Linked DNA regions of Homo sapiens: region 1 is linked to region 2. A link is a loop called in an ENCODE intact Hi-C map of the cell type or tissue named here. Cell type or tissue: GM12878. All regions are shown on one strand. Each heading gives the region's core, and the rest is flanking DNA. Links, peaks and the distances in the headings are about the cores only.

Region 1 (10,500 bases), core at 4,708-7,207, 74 kb after region 2:
GTGGATAGAAGTAGACATGGGAGACTTTTCATTTTGTTCTGTACTAAGAAAAATTCCTCTGCCTTGGGATCCTGTTGATCTGTGACCTTATCCCCAACCCTGTGCTCTCTGAAACATGTGCTGTGTCCACTCAGGGTTAAATGGATTAAGGGCGGTGCAAGATGTGCTTTGTTAAACAGATGCTTGAAGGCAGCATGCTCGTTAAGAGTCATCACCACTCCCTAATCTTAAGTACCCAGGGACACAAACACTGCGGAAGGCCGCAGGGTCCTCTGCCTAGGAAAACCAGAGACCTTTGTTCACTTGTTTATCTGCTGACCTTCCCTCCACTATTGTCCTATGACCCTGCCAAATCCCCCTCTGCGAGAAACACCCAAGAATGATCAATAAAAAAAATAAAAATAAAAAAAAAATAAAAAAAATTAAGACACTAGCAAGATACCATTTTATACCCACTATATTGTCAAGAAGCAAAAATATGACAATAACAAGTGTTGACGAGGATGTGGAGACTTAAAAAATTTACACTGCTAGGTGAGGAGCCCCTCTGCCTGGCTGCCCAGTCTGGAAAGTGAGGAGCGTCTCCGCCCGGCCGCCATCCCATCTAGGAAGTGAGGAGCGCCTCTTCCCAGCCGCCATCACATCTAGGAAGTGAGGAGCGTCTCTGCCCGGCCGCCCATCGTCTGAGATGTGGGGAGCGCCTCTGCCCCGCCGCCCCATCTGGGATGTGAGGAGCGCCTCTGCCCGGCCGAGACCCCGTCTGGGAGGTGAGGAGCGTCTCTGCCCGGCCGCCCCGTCTGAGAAGTGAGGAGACCCTCTGCCTGGCAACCACCCCATCTGAGAAGTGAGGAGCCCCTCCGCCCGGCAGCTGCCCCGTCTGAGAAGTGAGGAGCCTCTCCGCCCGGCAGCCACCCCATCTGGGAAGTGAGGAGCGTCTCCGCCCGGCAGCCACCCCGTCCGGGAGGGAGGTGGTGGGGGGTCAGCCCCCCGCCAGGCCAGCCGCCCCGTCCGGGAGGTGAGGGGCGCCTCTGCCCGGCCGCCCCTACTGGGAAGTGAGGAGCCCCTCTGCCCGGCCAGCCACCCCGTCCGGGAGGGAGATGGGGGGGTCAGCCCCCCGCCCGGCCAGCCGCCCCGTCCGGGAGGTGAGGGGCGCCTCTGCCCGGCCGCCCCTACTGGGAAGTGAGGAGCCCCTCTGCCCGGCCACCACCCCGTCTGGGAGGTGTGCCCAACAGCTCATTGAGAACGGGTCAGGATGACAATGGCGGCTTTGTGGAATAGAAAGGCGGGAAAGGTGGGGAAAAGATTGAGAAATCGGATGGTTGCCGTGTCTGTGTAGAAGGAAGTAGACATGGGAGACTTTTCATTTTGTTCTGTACTAAGAAAAATTCCTCTGCCTTGGGATCCTGTTGATCTGTGACCTTACCCCCAACCCGGTGCTCTCTGAAACATGTGCTGTGTCCACTCAGGGTTAAATGGATTAAGGGCGGTGCAAGATGTGCTTTGTTAAACAGATGCTTGAAGGCAGCATGCTCCTTAAGAGTCATCACCACTCCCTAATCTCAAGTAATCAGGGACACAAACACTGCGGAAGGCCGCAGGGTCCTCTGCCTAGGAAAACCAGAGACCTTTGTTCACTTGTTTATCTGCTGACCTTCCCTCCACTATTGTCCCATGACCCTGCCAAATCCTCCTCTGTGAGAAACACCCAAGAATTATCAATAAAAAAATAAATTTAAAAAAAAAAAAAATTTACACTGCTAGTGGGAGCATAAATTTATATAATTGCTTTGGAAAATAATTTGTCATTACCTTGTAAAGATGAACATTCACATACTCTGTGACCCAATAATTCTACTCCTAGGTAGAGAAACTTGCACATATGCCCCAGGAGACAAACAAGAATATGTATAGGGAAGGGGGAGAGGGGGAGGGAGGGAAAAGAGAGAGGGAGGGAGGGAGGGAGGGAGGGAAGGAAGGATGGAAGGAAGGAAGGAAGCAAGGAAGGAAGGAAGGAAGGAAGGAAGGAAAGGGGGAAGGGAGGGGAGGAGAGGGGAGGAGAGGAGAGGAGGGTAGAGGGGATGGGAGGAAAGGAGGAAGGAAGGGGGAAAAAAGAGAAGGAGGGAACAGTGTCCAAAGACAGGAGAATAAATCATGATATGCTCACAGAGTTGAATATACAATAAAGAAATGAATAAACTTCAGCTCAACCAACAGTGAGAATGTATTTTTTTTTTTTTTTTTTTTTTGGAGACAAAGTCTTACTCTGTCACCCAGGCTGGAGTGCAGTAGTGGTAGCATACAGCCCACTTCAGACTCAGCCTCCCTGGATCAAGTGATCCTCCCACCTCAGCCTCCCAAGAATCTGGGATCACAGGTGCATGCCACCATGCCCAGCTATTAGGTTGTTGCAAAAGTAATTGCGGTTTTGCCATTACTTTTCGTAGCTATGGGATCTCACTATGTTGCCCAGGCTGGTCTCAAACTCCTGGGCTCAAGCGATTCTCCTGCCTCTACTTCCCAAAGTGTTGGGATCATAGGCATGAGCCACCACACCCAGCCTCTTCTTGATATTTTCAGTATTTTTTTTTACAATGAACAAATATTCCTTTTATATAAAAGAAGTTAAGCTGGGCATGGTGGCTAACGCGTGTAATCCCAGCACTATGGAAGGCCGAGGTGGGAGGATGACTTAAGGTCAGGAGTTTGAGACTAGCCTGGGCAACATGGTGAAACTCTGCCTCTATGAAAAATACAAAAATTAGCCAGGCATGGTGCCATGCAGCTGTTGTCCCAGCTACTTGTGAAGCAAAGGTGGGAGAATCACCTGAGCCCAGGAGCTTCAGTGAGCCATGATCACACAGCACTGCACTCCAGCCTAGGTGACAGAGTGAGACTCTGAAGAAAGAAAGAGAGAGAGAGAGAAAGAGAGACAGAGAGGGAGAGAAAGATAAGAAAGAAAGAAAGAAAGAAAGAAAGAAAGAAAGAAAGAAAGAAAGAAAGAAAGAAAGGAAGGAAGGAAGAAAGAGAAGAAAGAGAGACAGAGAGGAAAGAGAGAGAGAGGAAGGAAGGAAGAAAGGAGGGAGGGAGGGAAGAAAGAAAGAAAGGGGGGAGAGAAGAAAGAAAGAGAGAGAGAGAGAAAGGAAGGATGGAAGGAAGGAAGAGAAAGAAAGAAAGAATGAAAGAGAGAGAAAGAAAGAAAGAAAGAAAAAGAAAGAAAGGAAGGAAGGAAGGAGGGAGGGAGGAAAGAAAGGAGGGAGGGAAGAAAGAAGGAAAGAAAGAAGGAAGGAAGAAATAAAGAAAAAGAAAAAAGAAAGAAGGAAAGAAAATTATTCTAAAAGGATATATATATATATACATAGTTGGATTGAAAATGTATATTAGCAAACACATATTGAGTGCCAACTATGTTGTGGGGCCTGCGATTGATGAAAGGTTGCAGAGATGGTAAAAAAAATTGCATGCCCTCGCACAGCTTTCAGTCTAAAAGAGATGTGAAGAAACCTGATTTCAGAAAAATCACAGAAACAGAGGAAAAATTAAGGGACGGCAAAGTTTTTTCATGGATATTTGTCCTGGGCCATTAGTCTGGAAAGCAAACCAACTACCAGGAAAACTGATAGATTCCAGGGACAAGGTCAAATAGGGCTTCTATACCTAGGAAGGACTCTGGATAGCAGAGGCCACGTAATTACCAGTGACTAAGAAGAATATGGATTGGACTAGGAAAAACAAGAATAATCTAGTAAAGGAAGAGGACTGCAGAAATCCCGAGGACTGAGTTGACCTCTGCCCATCTAAGCTGAGTCAGAACATCAGCCACTCCTGCACAGAACCTGTCCTCACGACCTGCCCTACCTTCCTATAGCCTTGGCACATGGACAGTCTCTCCAGACAACTCACCACATTTGCATTGCCAAGGATCTTTTCTTTCTTAACAGCTTTATTGATATATAACTCAAGTACCATACATTCCACCCATTTAAAATATACAATTCAATAGCTTTTAGTGTATTCACAAAACTGTGTGTCCATCACCACAATCAACTTAAGAATATATATATATATATATATATATATATATATATATATATATTTGAGATGGAGTCTCGCTCTGTCACCCAGGCTGGAGTGCAGTGGCACGAGCTCAGCTCACTGCAACCTCCACCTCCAGGGTTCAAGCGATTCTCCTGCCTCAGCCTCCTGAGTAAGCTGGGATTACAGGCGTGTGCCACCATGCCCAGCTAATTTTTGTATTTGTAGTAGAGATGAGGTTTCACCGTGTTGGTCAGGCTGGTCTCCAACTCCTGACCTCATGATCTTCCCGCCTTGACCTCCCAAAGTGCTGGGATTACAGGGACAAGCCACCATGCCTGGCAGATTTAAGGATATTTTAATGATCCCTCCTCCATTCCCTGGAAACTATTTTTCTACTTTCTGACTATGGATTTGCCTATTCTGGACATTTCATATAAATGAATCATACCATATGTGGTCCTTTGTATCTAGCTTCTTTCACTTACTATAATATTTTCTTTATTTTTATTTTTAAATTTTTTTTAGAGACAGGGTCCTGCTCTGTCAGTGAGGCTGTAGTGCAGTGGCATGAAGATAGCTCACTGCAGCCCCAAACTCCTGGGCTCAAGTGATCCTCCTGCCTCAGCCTCCCAAGTAGCTAGGACTACAGGTGCACACCATCACACCTGGATAATTTTTTTTTTTTTTTGAGATGGAGTTTTACTCTTGTCACCCAGGCTGGAGTGCAATGGTGCAATCTCTGGTCACTGCAACCTCCGCCTCCCCGGTTCAAGCGATTCTCCAGCCTCAGCCTCCCAAGTAGCTGGGATTACAGGCGTCTGCCACCACGCCCAGCAGATTTTTGTATTTTTAGTAGAGACAGGGTTTCCCCATGTTGGCCAGGCTGGTCTCGAACTCCTGACTTCAAGTGATCCATCCACCTCGGCCTCCCAAAGTGCTGGGATTACAGGCGTGAGCCACCGTGCCTAGCCTAATTTTTTTTTTAATTAGAAAATAATTTTACTTTTTTTATTTTTTGAGACAGGGTCTCACTCTGTCACCCAGGCTGGAGTGCAGTGGTGCAATCATAACTCACTACATCCTCGACCTCCCAGGCTCAAGTGATCCTCCCACCTCAGACTCCCAAGTAACTGGGACTACAGGCACACACCACCATGCCCGGCCAATTTTTGTATTTTTTGTAGTGATAGGGGTTTTGCCATATTGCCCAGGCTGGTCTCGAACTCCTGGGCTCAAGCGATCTTCCTGTCTTAGCATCCCAAAGTGCTGAGATTACAGGTGCAGGCCACTTACTATAATATTTGTAAAGGTTCATCTATGTTATAGCATGGATCATTGCCAAGGATCTTAAAGAACCAATGTAGCAGGAGAAAAGGCCACAGCCCCAAGAAGAAGCCCTGACCCCTGGCATGGCAGAAACACACACACACACACACACACACACACACACACACACACACACACACACAGAGAGAGAGAGAGAGAGAGAGAGAGAGAGAGAGACAGCAGTTACTAAATGTAGATATATGCACAGTCTGTAAAATCTAGAAGAATAGTATGGAGGATGAATTTGGACTTGGTCACCAAATCTGGAAATGGTAGGATGAGGGATCAAGACTTAATTCATTTAACTCTCAAAATACATCTTTGCATAAGGTGCAACTGCACCCACTGGAAAATCATTTCCTCACATCAGAAATATTAAGAAGCTTAATGAAGGCAAAGATACACACCTGAGATTATAACAGGAACAGCTGCTCCCAGCCAGCCCCCAAATGCCAAACGATTGGTCTGCACTCACCTCGGCTAGGGTTGCCTTATGCCACCTCCACGGCTCAGTCTGTTCACCTGGGATTTGCTGCCACCTAGGATCTTCCACGGTAATTATCTTGACCAAAAAGCCACAGTGCATTCCACATGAGAGCAGCAGTGTTTGACAGGTGAAATGAGCCCTTCCCAACTCATGTGGATTGTTGCCTTAGCTGTGACCTCTTGTCCGACGAGCATGCACTTGTGTTGTAGACAGCTGGAAGGTACATGTTGGATTTTTACACTGCTGAGGAAGTTACAAGGTATGACATCCATTCCAGCATAGAGAGGTCTACAAATCCTCTTGCCCTAATCCTGAGTGTGTGAGGAAATCACCTTCGGTTAAGCATTGACCAGCTGCACCTCCCACACTGTCTACACAATCTGATCCAGTTGGGGAGAGAAAAGGGGCACTCTCCACTAAGCTCCTGGATGGTGCTTTATTCTCCTCTCCTGCTACCATCTTTCCTGCACCCTCTCCAGTCTTCTGCTCAGCCCAGTCTTCTGGGTGCTTCTTGATTCCAGAGAAAATGGGAAAAGAAACACTGTGTTACCTGATGGACAACAGCCATCAACCTGCTTCTTCCTCTGTCCCCTCAACCCAACGTGCACTACCACCACCACCATCCCCATCATATTTTTTTCAGAGACTGGCAGGCCAAGCGTCCCAAGGACTAAACTTCCTCTAGGGTTACTGCAGGATAGTCAAATCCTGTTGAGGGGTAGCTGGTGCATGAGAAAACTCTGGACTTGAAGCCAAGAGTCTGGGTTCAAGTCCCACCTGTGCCTTTTACCATTCTTGAGACTGGAAAAATTGCCTCCATTTTCATACTATCTGCAAATGAATCCTCATGTGACAAACAGCGGTAATGCTCTTTTCCTCCTCTTCCTCATGAGGTTGAGAAGCACAAAACGGAAAATAAGATAACTCATATGATAATCGATCATTGCCAAGGATCGTGAAGAACAAATGTATGATAATTCATATGATGTGTGAAATCATAAAACACCATATTGCTTTATTTTCTAGAACCCCTCCTATTCTGCAATACTGGAAAAGAACAAACCTTATCTTCCTTGTCCCTACTGAGATATTGATCATCCCACCCTAGAGGGAAGAATACTGTCCCTTCTGGCTCTGGAATACATCTCATCAGGCCCATGCTTCTGCCTTAATCAACTATTCTCCCCTTGGACAGCATATCTGGTTGGCTACAAAGTGTGAAGACAAAGGGAAGATGCTTCTCTACATGGGAATTTCGGTTGCCCAGGATTCCTGGAAATGAAGAAACTACTTCCTGTCCTCCACCATCTGCACTCTACAGAGGAGTCAGTAAGCTGGAAGGGATTCAGCGGGAGGACTCAGAAATACTCACATTTGCCTAAATAAGGTAGAGGGGGCTGGCCCCCAGCATATCCTGCCCACACAGCTGCCCCAGGCTTCCGTGCTGGGCGCTGAGGCTTGCGTTGCTGCAAACAGACTCTGCACTGTCAGGGCTGAAGGGGGCATACTCTAGAAGGGTCCCATGTTTGGACCCCACTTGGGAGGGTTGGGGTGGGATTGGCTCAGGTGAGAGCATGCACTTTCTGAGAAACCTCCAAACATGGGGCACTCCTCAGGGGCACATTACGAAGCTGTCCCTGAACACCAAGCCTGAGTCTGATGCCCCTGAGGCCCACTTAGGAAAGGATGCAAACCTAAACATCTACACTAACAAGAACTGGGAACAGAACACTAGCCAAGATCAACACCCCCAGGCCTATCTCAGAGAGCCTCACAGCATACAGTCCTCCATCCACCCCCTCTCCAGCCCCACTGTGACAGTTCCATCCATCCCTACCACTCCATTTACCCAGGACCCTCCTCTTCAACATCCTAATACACTGTGATCAATATGCCAAAGCTTCAGTAACCTTGCACTATGTGAAACAAAAGGTCCCACACTGCATAGCCTGGCACTCAAGACCCCCTAATCCCAGTCTCCCTTGAATTACCGCCCAGACTCAGCTCCTGTCTTACACATCACCTTGCGCATCTTTTACTTCGGTTGAGCCACTCTATTCACTGTGCCCCACGCTGGCCCTCACTTTCTTACTGCACACTCGGGCCCCAAGTGTCCTACCATTGGGACCATCTTCTCCACCGCCTAGTCTCTAGGCCCTACTCTTGTCCCTTTTCCTAGCCTAAGCTAGGTTCTCCCTCTTTAGATATCCTTTTCTTGCACTTGGAATCAGGAATCCACAGTGTAGAACTGGAGTGTTTTTAACCTTTTTTAATTTAAATATAACACATGTACAGAAAAGTATACAAATCATAAGCTCAATGAATTATCAATAAAGTGAACACATTCATGTAACCACCACCCTGGTGAAGAAACAGAATGGTACTAGCACCCCAGAAATCCTTCTCAAGCTCCCTCCCCACATCCCAGCTGTAACCATTATCTTGATTTCTAACACCATGGATTAGTTTTGCCTGTTTTGGAAATTCATATAAATGAAATCATCTAATAGGTCTTGTTTTGTGTCTGACATCTTTTTCTCAACCTTATAGTTTTGAAATTCAATCATGTTGTGGTGTGTGACTCATTTTTATTGCCATATATTTCATCATTTCATTTGTGGTTATTTAGCCTCTGGGCAGATTTTTAAGTTCCTTGGGAACAGGGATTTTTTTCATAAAATTATTTTTGAATCCCCATAATGCCTAACTGGAAAAGCAAAAGTTGCTCAGTATATATGAATTTTAGTCCAAAAAGCTTCTAATTTCAATCTCACATCATATACCCCCATGAACAGGCAATAGTATCTAACAATTTCAGCAATTTCTTTTTCTCACATCTCATACCCAATTCATTAGCAAATCCCACTGGCTCTACCTTTATATATATGTCAAATCCAACCACTTATCACCATCCCCATTACCCTAGTTCAAGTCACAAACATTGTAGAAGAATAGATAATGAAGTAAAAAGAGTGTTGCAAAATAGTATAAATGACATCATCCTTTTTTTTTTTTTTTTTGAGACAGAGTTTAATTCTTGTTGCCCAGGCTGGAGTGCAATGGCATGATCACGGCTCACCGCAGGCTCTGCCACCTGGGTTCAAGTGATTCTTCTGCCTCAGCCTCCCGAGTAGTGGAATTACGGGCATGTGCCACCATGCCTGACTAATTTTGTATTTTTAGTAGAGACAGGGTTCTCCATCTCTGGAGAACTGGTCTCGAACTCCCAACCTCAGATAATGCACCCACCTTGGCCTCCCAAAGTGCTGGGATTACAGGTGTGAGCCACCGCGCCCAGCCTCTCTTTTTTTTGAGACCAAGTGTCGTTCTGTCACCCAGGCTGGAGTGCAGTGGTGCCATCTCAGCTCACTGCAACCTCTGCCTCCCAGGGTCAAGTGATTCTCATGCATCAGACTCTTGAGTTGCTGGGAGCACAGGCATGCACCACCATGCCCAGCTAACTTTTGTATTTTTAGTAGAGAGGAGGTTTAGCCATTTGGCCAGGCTGGTCTCAAACTCCTGACCTCAAGTGATCCACCCGCCTCTGCCTCCCAAAGTGCTGGGATTACAGGTGTGAGCCACCATACCCAGCTGATTCCATTTTTTAAAGACATATATTAATGCATAGATAAAAGAATATAAGTATATTAACTAAAATATTAATTGTGGTTATTTCTGCATGCCGGGATCTATTCTTTCTTTTTTTTTTTTTTTTTTTTTTTTTTGAGACAGAGTCTTGCTCTTTCGCCCAGGCTGGAGTGCAGTGGCGCGATCTCGGCTCACTGCAAGCTCCGCCTCCCGGGTTCACGCCATTCTTCTGCCTCAGCCTCCCGAGTAGCTGGGACTACAGGCGCCCGCCACCACCCCCAGCTAATTTTTTGTATTTTTAGTAGAGACGGGGTTTCACCGTGTTAGCCAGGATGGTCTTGATCTCCTGACCTCGTGATCTGCCCACCTCAGCCTCCCAAAGTGCTGGGATTATAGGCGTGAGCCACCGCGCCTGGCCTATTCTTTCTTATTTTTATATTATTGTGGTAGATAGGTCAATCATTGTGTTCCCCACCCAGAGCCCTAACTGCAGTGTTCCTACATATGAGTTGGCCACCCATCCGATTGGGTCACAGGTAGGCAAACAACCCAGGAGAAACTAAGCCAAAGGTGGGGATAAATGCAGCAGATTTCCTCAAGAAATTGAACCAAGAGGCACAGAAACTATGATAGACACCTGTTGTTTTAAACATTCTTTCTTATTTTCTTCTATTAACCACTACCTCATTCCCTTTTGGGAAGCAGCTCCTTCTCCATTACACAAACCATGTGATTCTAATGGGACTATATAATATCACAATATAAAGCCAAAGTTCATGAAAGGGAACACGATCTATTATAATATCCATCACCCAACCACAGTGACTGATCCAAAGAGTGACCATCCAACCCAAGGCAGGCCAGGAATCCCTCCTTTAGAATCCATATGTTGGAGCAGAGTTAGGAAAAGCTCTCTCCTCTGGGCTCAAAAGCTGTGATGATGTAACCCTGAGCTGCCAGTAGATCTACACCCAGCCTCACCCTTCCACTGTTGCACGGAGAGAGCCTTTCTGCTGTCTGGATTCATGAGGACAACACACCAATGGAAATGCAGCTAAGAGACA
Region 2 (8,892 bases), core at 3,980-6,479:
ACCCACAAGACAGTTATGGGGTTCCCACACTCAGGACAATATTTAAACCAGGCGAGAAAAACTAGAAAGAAGCAAGTATTTTTCAAAGAACATTTTATGGGAGTAGTATCCAGAAAAATTAATGTCAAAACTGAATTTCAAGCACATCAAAGCAAAACGAACTAGGAACTGTGAGACATGTGTCCTAACTCCAGCTCTACCATTAATTAGCCGCAAGACTTCACATAAGTCACTGACTTCCCTGGCCCACAAATTCTTTGAGGTGAGAGGGTTGTAGTTTAACCTAAAGAGCTTTCTGGAATCTAAAATGCTTATGAAGCACAGATTTCCATTGGTGGGGAGGCAGGGTAGGGAAGTAAGGATTCAAGAAAGAAAGAAAAATTCCCAATCTCAGCTATAACAAAGGACCAAAATATAAGAAATAATTTAGTTTTCATTTAAAGATAAGTTTATTTTTGGCAAGAAAAAGGTGAAGAAAGAGTAACCGCAACAGAAGTGGCCACATTGCTGCTAGAGCCAAATGGAACTGAGATCTGTAACTTGTGAGGTGGAACCCTCACCACAAGATACAGGCTTCCTTTAGTCCCTCAAAGCACAGCCTCCCACCTACTGGACTCCAGCACAGCTCTGGTTGGAAAGTGACCTCCAGCCTTAGGGGCTCCAATGTCTCCAGCTATAAGCAACTGATTTTCCCAGTGTGCCATAAAAATACTGCAATCTCCTACGTGTACCATGACTCAAAAGAGGCTGGGAAATACTACCTTTCAGAAGAACCGGGCTGCCCCAGGAGGAAAAAGGGCACTACCTTATTTGGTATATTGGGTCAAGTAAGTAACCTGGAGATTCTGGCATCAGAACTTAAAGGAGAGATTTTGGACTTTCAGCCAGAATGCTTTTATTTCACTAACACTGGTATTTACAGAAATGCTACATAATTGCAGAACATTCCTGAATCAGTGGTATTATAAGAAATGTATAAAAGAAAGAGCAATAACAGGAAGCAAAAGGTGTTCACAGTGCCAAACAAAACCAAACAGACCTATTCAAACTCACCTATTCATTCCATCAAATTTCTTAAAGCAAACTCTCTGGCAATAGACTATCAGCCAATATAACATTACAGCTTTTTTTTTTTTCAAGACAGAGTTTTGTGCTTGTTGTCCAGGCTGGAGTGCAATGGCGTGATCTCGGGTCACCGCAACCTCCGCCTCCCGGGTTCAGGCGATTCTCTGCTTCAACCTGCTGAGTAGCTGGGATTACAGGCGTGTGCCACCACACCCAGCTAATTTTTGCATTTTTAGTAGAGATGGGGTTTCACCATGTTGGTCAGGCTGGTCTCGAACTCCTGACCTCAGGTGATCCACCCGCCCCAGCCTCCCAAAGTGCTGGGATCACAGGCCACCATGCCTGGCTACATTACATTTCTAATGGCCAAGGTGAGAGAGGACTAGATCATAATGCCATTTTCAGTGAACAAAGCCTTGACACTTTTAGAAATATAAAAGAAATCCTAGTTTAGTACAAAATCAAAGTTTAAAGATTTTATTATATTAAAACATTTAAATCTAAGATGCTGAGGCCAGTCCACGTGAAAGGCAAAAATTGACTCATGAGAGTAAGTCTCTTTGATAGTGGTTTTCAGAAAATTCTGTTTACAAAGATCTGCTTCCCCTCTTTTAAAGCAGATCTATTTACCAGACACTATTCTAAAAGCAGAGGTTCTAGGATTCTTTGAAATATTAGCTCACACAATTGACTACTCAACAGCTAAGAAGAATGGTTTCAACTATTAACCAGGGCATAAAGGTTTCAGGAAACTGACTAATAAAATCTCCTCCCCTGATATCAAGACATGCAAAATGAAGACACCTACTGAGAAAAGTTAGCGTGACTTCAGTCTATTTCACCTGGGCAGAAGACAGTGCCATTTAATCAGTTTGTTCTAATCATCTAAAAAGAAAGCAAGGCATAACACAAAGAACTGTTAAAAATGACGCTGTAGAGATAGAAAAGATAATGCCAGCCAGGGTCATTTCTATTTGGAATCTGTATTCTTCTCCAGCAATATCTCTATTCAGACACTAGCACTGGGCAGATATGTTCAAATACTGATTTTCCTTCAAATTCATCTCATCCTGGATTCTAGTCACCCAATTAAAACTGAAATTAGAAATAATGTGAATCAAAGACCATTCTGCAGAAATTCTAGGTTTACAGCTCAATTTGAATCACCAGTTTTAGAAGGCACAGACTGTGTATTTCTAAAAAATGAAAGGAGCTTTAGAGATCAGCTTCTTTAATCCTTTCATTACAGAGATGAGAAAACTGTAACCTGATAGTGTTGACAAATCTGTCCAGAGCTGTGCTGTCCAACACCACAGCCACTAGACACAGGTGACTATTTAAACTTAGTCAAAGTTAAATTAAAAATTCAGTTCTTCAGTCTGTTAGCCACATTTCAAATGTTCAATAACCACATGTGGCTAGTGGTTACCATAATGGGCGGTGCAGACCCTGAATGTTTCCCCACTGCAAAAAGCTCTGTTGGACAGTGCTGGTCCAGGATCACCCTCCCTAGCCAAAGTCAGGTCTCCTGACCTGCATTCTCCTCCATTTCTCCTGGACCATATTAAGTATGGCCAACTATGCAGAAACATTTGAGATAGCCGGCCTTCATCCTTTCCTATCAATCTCTGCCAAATTTTTCCCATTTAAAAAAGAAAAGAATCCAGTCTGATGGCTCTGATGAAAATTTAAAATAAATAAAAATTTCTTAAAAAGAAAAGTTTAATATTTTTAATGAAAACCCTCTAACATGACATATATATAAAGCCATCATCTGAGAGTCCTAAACATAACAGGAAGGAATATAAAGGTTTAGAGTCCAAATGTCTGTTATCCAGTTCCCCCTCAGTCACTTATTAGTTCCAGGGCCTGGATACATCAACTAAAGTTTCACCAAGGTGTAATTACCTCAAGTGTAAAATAGGAATACTACTATTTGTCTGTCTCCACATCACTGGGTAGGAAGGAAGGATCACATGAGCTGATGTATGTAAAAGTATATGTGGAATGTATGTGAATCCTACAAGCCTGTTAACGTGGGAACTAGAAGACATTTTACAAATGTTTACTTTTTGTAAAAGGCTTCATACAAATATGTGCATCTTGTTATAATCATTTAACTTTCTGCCTCCTATAAATGGATAATGGGAATCTGAAAATATGAATAAAAAGCAACGATTAAGGAGAAAACAGAAAGCAAAGCCCAAATGAGGATCAACAAAAACAGTACAATCCTCCTCAAACACAAAAGAACCATCAAGAATCATGCTGAGAGGCATTAACAGTGGCAAGAGACTTTGATGAACATCCAGACCAATCCTCTCACAACACAGACAGAGAAACTGAGGCTCAGAGGTAAGTTTATTTGTCCATTCAACTAGTTAACAGAGCAAAGCCTACAATACAAGTCTTCTGATTTTTTTTTTTTTTTTTTTGAGACAGGTTCTCACTCTGTCACTCAGGCTGGAGTGCAAGTGGCATGATCACAGTTCACTGCAGCCGTGACCTCCCACGCTCAAGCAATCCTTCCACCTCAGCCTTCTGAGTAGCTGGGACCACAGGCACACGCCACCACGCCCCTCTAATTCTTTTGATTTTTGGTAGAGACAAGGTCTTGCTATATCACCCATGCTGGTCTCAAACTCCTGGGCTCAAGCGATCCTCCCACCTTGGCCTCCCCAAGTGCTGGGATTACAGGCCTAAGCCACCGCACCAGCCCCTCCTCTGACTTCTTGTCTCATGCTCTTCCCCACCCCACAGCCTCTCCTATGAATCTTTGCCTTGGCTTTTTTTCTTTCGTACCACTTTCCATGTTTTAGCATCCAAGTAACTTAATAACATAACTTTTTCTTGCAGTTAAAAAGTGTTTATTTGGCCGGGCACAGTGGCTCATGCCTGTAATTCCAGCACTTTGGGAGGCTAAGGTAGGCAGATCACAAAGTCAAAAGATAGAGACCATACTGGCCAACATGGTGAAACCATGTCTCTCCTAAAAATACAAAAATTAGCCAGGCGTGGGAGCACACACTTGTAGTCCCAGCTACTCAAGAGGCTGAGGCAGGAGAACTGCTTAAACCCAGGAGGCGGAGGTTATAGTGAGCCAAGATCATGCCACTGCACTACAGCCTGGACAACAAAGCGAGACTCCGTCTCAAAAAAAAAAAAAAAGGTTTATTCATTCATACACTCATTCAACAAACACACACTGTTACTGTTCACAATTGAGTCCAGTGGGAGAGAGAAGAAAGTGAATGAATAGTTTCATAACAATGTGATAAGTGCAGCACTGGAGGAATGCAGTAGACTAAGGGCTCCTATGCAACCTGAGGGGTGGGAATGACTTGGAATAGGAGTCATCCAAGCTGGGAGGATGGAGAAAATAAGGCAGTAAGTTAGGGCAGCAATGAAATTCATAAATATAAATCTATTTCGATATTCTTTTTTCTTTGGTAGCCTTAAATACACCAAATATAAAATAGAGTTCAATAAACAAGTAAAGTCATCAATTAGCACTTTTTAGCAAATAAAATAAGTAGATTCAAAGTTTTAAGAATGAAAGGTAAAGAACTAATCTCAGAGCCAGGCACTGTGACACACCTGTAGGTCCAGCTACACAGAAGCCTCAGGCAGGAGGATCACTTGACCCCAGGGAGTTCCCAGCTTGGGCAACGTAGCGAGACCCCAGCACATAAAAAAATATATAATTAATCTCACCTTCTAAACAGAGAAAAATGAGTTGAAAAAAGTTATGATGTGACTACCTCAGATTTCCTACAAATGTAGGACAGTTCCCTCTGAGAGAGCTTATTTGGCGGCAGGACCTAATTCAATATAAGGTGGAAATATCAAAGAGAAAATGAAATAAAAACTAAATGGGCCCCTCCACCAACAAAAAATTAAAGATTATTGCGTGGGAGGTCACCATTGAGAATAAAAGACGTAGAACAAACCAAAAAAAGAAGCTCTCAAACTAAGGAGGTGAAAAAAAGAAATCAAACGGGAAACCTGCGGGTCTATGTGCACAGTCTTGGTCTTCCCCCACACAACAAAATCTAGGGCCACTTTAGGGTTCTATGCCCTTTTGTTCCTAACTCGACATTGCCCACTTCTGGCCAGAATGTAAAGCAACCCCCAACCCAGCATCTAAACCCTCCTGGACCTCTGCTGCCCCCCAATGACTGGAAAGAAACTAGGTTTTTTAACACAGGTATCAGTAGCTTCTTCCCCCAAACTCAACTCCTCATGTTTTGTAGTAGCCGCTCAACACATGAAACATACCATCCACTAGGTGGCAGCAAAGCCCACAGAATAACATCAAGTTCCCCTTCCCGAGGTAATTTTCTAGATTACTATACTTTAACTGAATTCGAAAAGCCAACATAATTTCATGTTTGTAAACAGTGCTGCCAGTCAGAGTTTAAAATGTTCTGCCCAACCCTGTAGCCCCCTTGTTCCAGCTAGGATCAAACACTGAATTTTTTAAGACTTGTGAGAGAATGGTCTCCATTATAAAAACAAAACAATGCTAACAAGGCACAGGCATTTGGCAACTATCTCCCTGGGAGCTGAGCACATTTTCAAGCAAGGTTTTGTCCCTTTGGGCCCAGTTCACCCTTCCTTCTGACCCAGGGCCCAATTCATCAGGAACTTTAATTCTCAAACTGTGATCCAATACAGTTCTGTCCTTCTTTTCCTCATTACCCTTCAGAACACCTGAGATGGACTGAGATTTTTTTTTTTTTTTTTAAAAAAGAGTTTCACAGGCCAGGTGCAGTGGCTCACGCCTGTAATCCCAGCACTTTGGGAGGCCAAGGCGAGTGGATCACGAGGACAGGAGTTCAACACCAGCCTAGCCAACAGAGTGAAACCCCATCTCTACTAAAAATACAAAAACTAGCCGGGCAAGTGCCTGTAGTCCCAGCTACTCGGGGAGGCTGCGGCAGGAGAATTGCTTGAACCCGGGAGGCAGGGTTGCAGTGAGCCAAGACTGCACCACTGCACTCTAGCCTGGGCAAGACAGTAAGACTCTGTCTCAAAAAAAAAAAAAAAAGAATTTCACAAAGAAACACAGAAGAACAAACATGGAAAAAACTAAAGTATATACATTTTTAAATACTGAAATCCACTGAGCTTCTTTCTGTCATGGATTCATTCAAAAATATGCCGCCACCTACACAACAAAAACTGATCATTTCAGGTGTGCATGGATTTCTGGGGGTCAGAAGCTCACTGGGAGAATTTTTGCTTTTGTATTTTCATTTGTATAGTCTAAAAAATAAAAAATATTGAGTCTTTCTTGATCACCTGGATAGATACATTAGTTGTAAGATTTCTAGCAAGGGGCTCTTTTTTTTTTTTTTTTTTTTTTTAGAAAACAGAGTCTTACTCTTGCCAGGCTGGAGTGCAATGGTGCAATTCGGGCTCACTGCAACCTCCGCCTCATGGGTTCAAACGATTCTCCTGCCTTAGCCTCCCGAGTAGCTGGGATTACAGGCACCGGCCACCACGCCCAGCTAATTTTTGTCTTTTTAGTAGAGACGAGGTTTCACCATGTTGGCCAGGCTGGTCTCAAACTCCTGACCTCAGGTGATCCACCCACCTCGGCCTCCCAAAATGCTGGGATTACAGGCATCAGCCACCGTGCTCAGCCATCCTAGCCAGGCTCTCTCAACTTCAGTTCCTCATCTGTAAATGAGAACAGCAAGCCTATCCTCGTGAAATTATTCTGAAAATAAAATGATATAGAACAAGAAGTACTTAAAGCATAGCACACACTGAGCACTCATTATCTGTTAACTTCCTTACTTCCCCTTGAATTGTTTATTTTTTTAACCCAATGCCATTTTCTTTTGACCTGCCTCTTTCAGAGTAGGTTAGAGTTTGTCACCCCCAAATTCATGTAAGATCAGCTATATTACAGAATTTTTTTTTTAATATCAAACTCTCAACTTAGTTGGAAAATATAAAGACATTCAATCTGTTTTGTTCTACCTTCTGAGCTGGTATAAATATTGAGAATTTACTTGGAACTATTTTTAAAGTGCTGTGGCACAGTGCACATATAGCTGAGTTAGAAGCACATAAAAGGAGCAAATAAATGTATATTTTTAAAAACTGAGAGCAGGACAGTATAGTATAATTCAAATGAAGGATCTCTATGAAAAACAATCTGGGCAATCCCCCAGAGAGAAAGATTTTTCTATGAACATACTCTCCATAGAAAGATTTAACACTGCAATCTGGGATTGAGGATTTTGCTATGCTTTGGGCCCATAATTCCCAGCTGAGCAGGTGGTCCTAGGTTGTTAATATGGTCTGCAGTACACAGTTTCTGCTGAGACTGCTTTTTTGTCTTTGCTTTTGTCATAATTTTGAAATACTAAGCTCTCTGCAGTAGAGTCTTCCTCCAATCATGACAGCCCTAAGAAATAATTTTCCATGATTTGGTATCTCCCTGAGCCTAGAAAACATCCTTGAAATGTTTGCTGTGTCCCCTTCCTAAGTACACACCATGACTCATCTAGAAAAAAAGAACTTCAGAAATCTAGAGTAAGCAATCAGAAGACATGACCTTTCCAGAAGGCTCTATCAGGAAGCCCAAGGGTTACTCATATTTGCAAGCGTGAGAAGGTCAATGTTGGTGGGTCAGTTTTCTACCTGCATTCAAGGTTATCCACTGGTAACAGTTCATTTTAACTAGCAATAGCTGTTATCCATTGCTCAGATAACTCATCTGCTGTCCCTGCTCCCAGATGGTACAGCTGCTCTCTTCTCTGGATTTTTGCAGCACTTTGTTCAAACCTATAGCGAGGCCCTAAATGGGCTGTATTTTAACTGTTATGTTTACGTATTCTCCCCTACTAGACTGTACATGTCTTGAAGGCAGAAGCCACACTTTTGGGTTTTTTTTTTTAATTGAGATAGGGTCTTGCTATGTTGCCCATGCTGGTCTCAAATTCTTGAGCTCAAGCAATCGCCCACCTCGCCTTCCGAAAGTGCTGGGATTATAGGCATGAACCACCACGCCCAGCCAACAATATTGTTTATATTCCCAACAACAAGACATTGGCTGGCACATAGAAGGGGAGGGAGGAAGGGAGGAAGAGGATAACTCAAGTCTTAATCAGGTGTCTAATGAGTTAAATTGTATTAAAATAACAGAACAAAGTGGTTCTTAAAAGTTTTTCACTGTTGGGAGGCCAAGGCGGGCGGATCACCAGGTCAGGAGATCGAGATCATCCTAACACGGTGAAACTCCGTCTCTACTAAAAATACAAAAAATTAGCCGGGCGTGGTGGCGGGCGCCTGTAGTCCCAGCTACTCGGGAGGCTGAGGCAGGAGAATGGCATGAACTCGGGAGGCGGAGTCTGCAGTGAGCCGAGATCGCACCACTGCACTCCAGCCTGGGTAACAGAGCGAGACTCCATCTCAAAAAAAAAAAAAAAAAAACAGAAAAGAAAAAAAAAAAGTTTTTCACTGAAATAAACCTCACTGTCAACTTACCACTACCAAAATGATACCTTACCTGAACTAACAGAACTGTTTTTGAGGCAGTATCAAAGGAAAGGATTTAGGTAACATATTATAAGTAAATGACTAATTCATGTCAGAAAAGGAAGTATAGTCACTTCCACATTATTGCATCCACTTTGCACATAGATGCTCTAACTCTTATACTAGATTTCTGCTGGTTAGTATAAAAATGACAGCTTTCCAAGTGGTGACAGGAAGAGGTTGGTCCTAGGATATCCTTCCCCCAAATAGGATGAGATCTCCTAAGGTTCTCTTTTCTCTACCACCCAGAACATTACATTTTGCAATGCAAAG

The links. Hi-C counts contacts between places; a loop is a spot of excess contacts. Peaks named below come from ENCODE experiments on the same cell type or tissue, not always from the same donor. Only the 100,000 strongest peaks of a DNase experiment are listed, where the experiment ranks them.
Region 1: it touches region 2 in a loop (5-fold over the local background); 80 of 110 quality-filtered maps call a loop at or near these places.

What each region holds. Positions count from the first base shown.
Region 1 is chr14:22,638,262-22,648,761 of GRCh38, forward strand. It overlaps OR6J1 (olfactory receptor family 6 subfamily J member 1), which reads right to left and starts at 6,091. Exons shown (of 2, transcript NM_001348233.2): 1 at 5,837-6,091. In GM12878, for the core only: a CTCF peak has its summit at 5,907; no DNase peak of the experiment used is centred there.
Region 2 is chr14:22,565,215-22,574,106 of GRCh38, forward strand. The region is part of intron 2 of DAD1 (defender against cell death 1); the gene reads right to left. Among named protein-coding and RNA genes, the nearest start is that of LINC02332, 13 kb to the left of the region's middle. RefSeq lists an enhancer at 5,080-5,802. In GM12878, for the core only: a CTCF peak has its summit at 5,229; a DNase peak (open chromatin) is centred at 5,207; H3K4me3 peaks cover 511 bases; H3K27ac peaks cover 1,112 bases.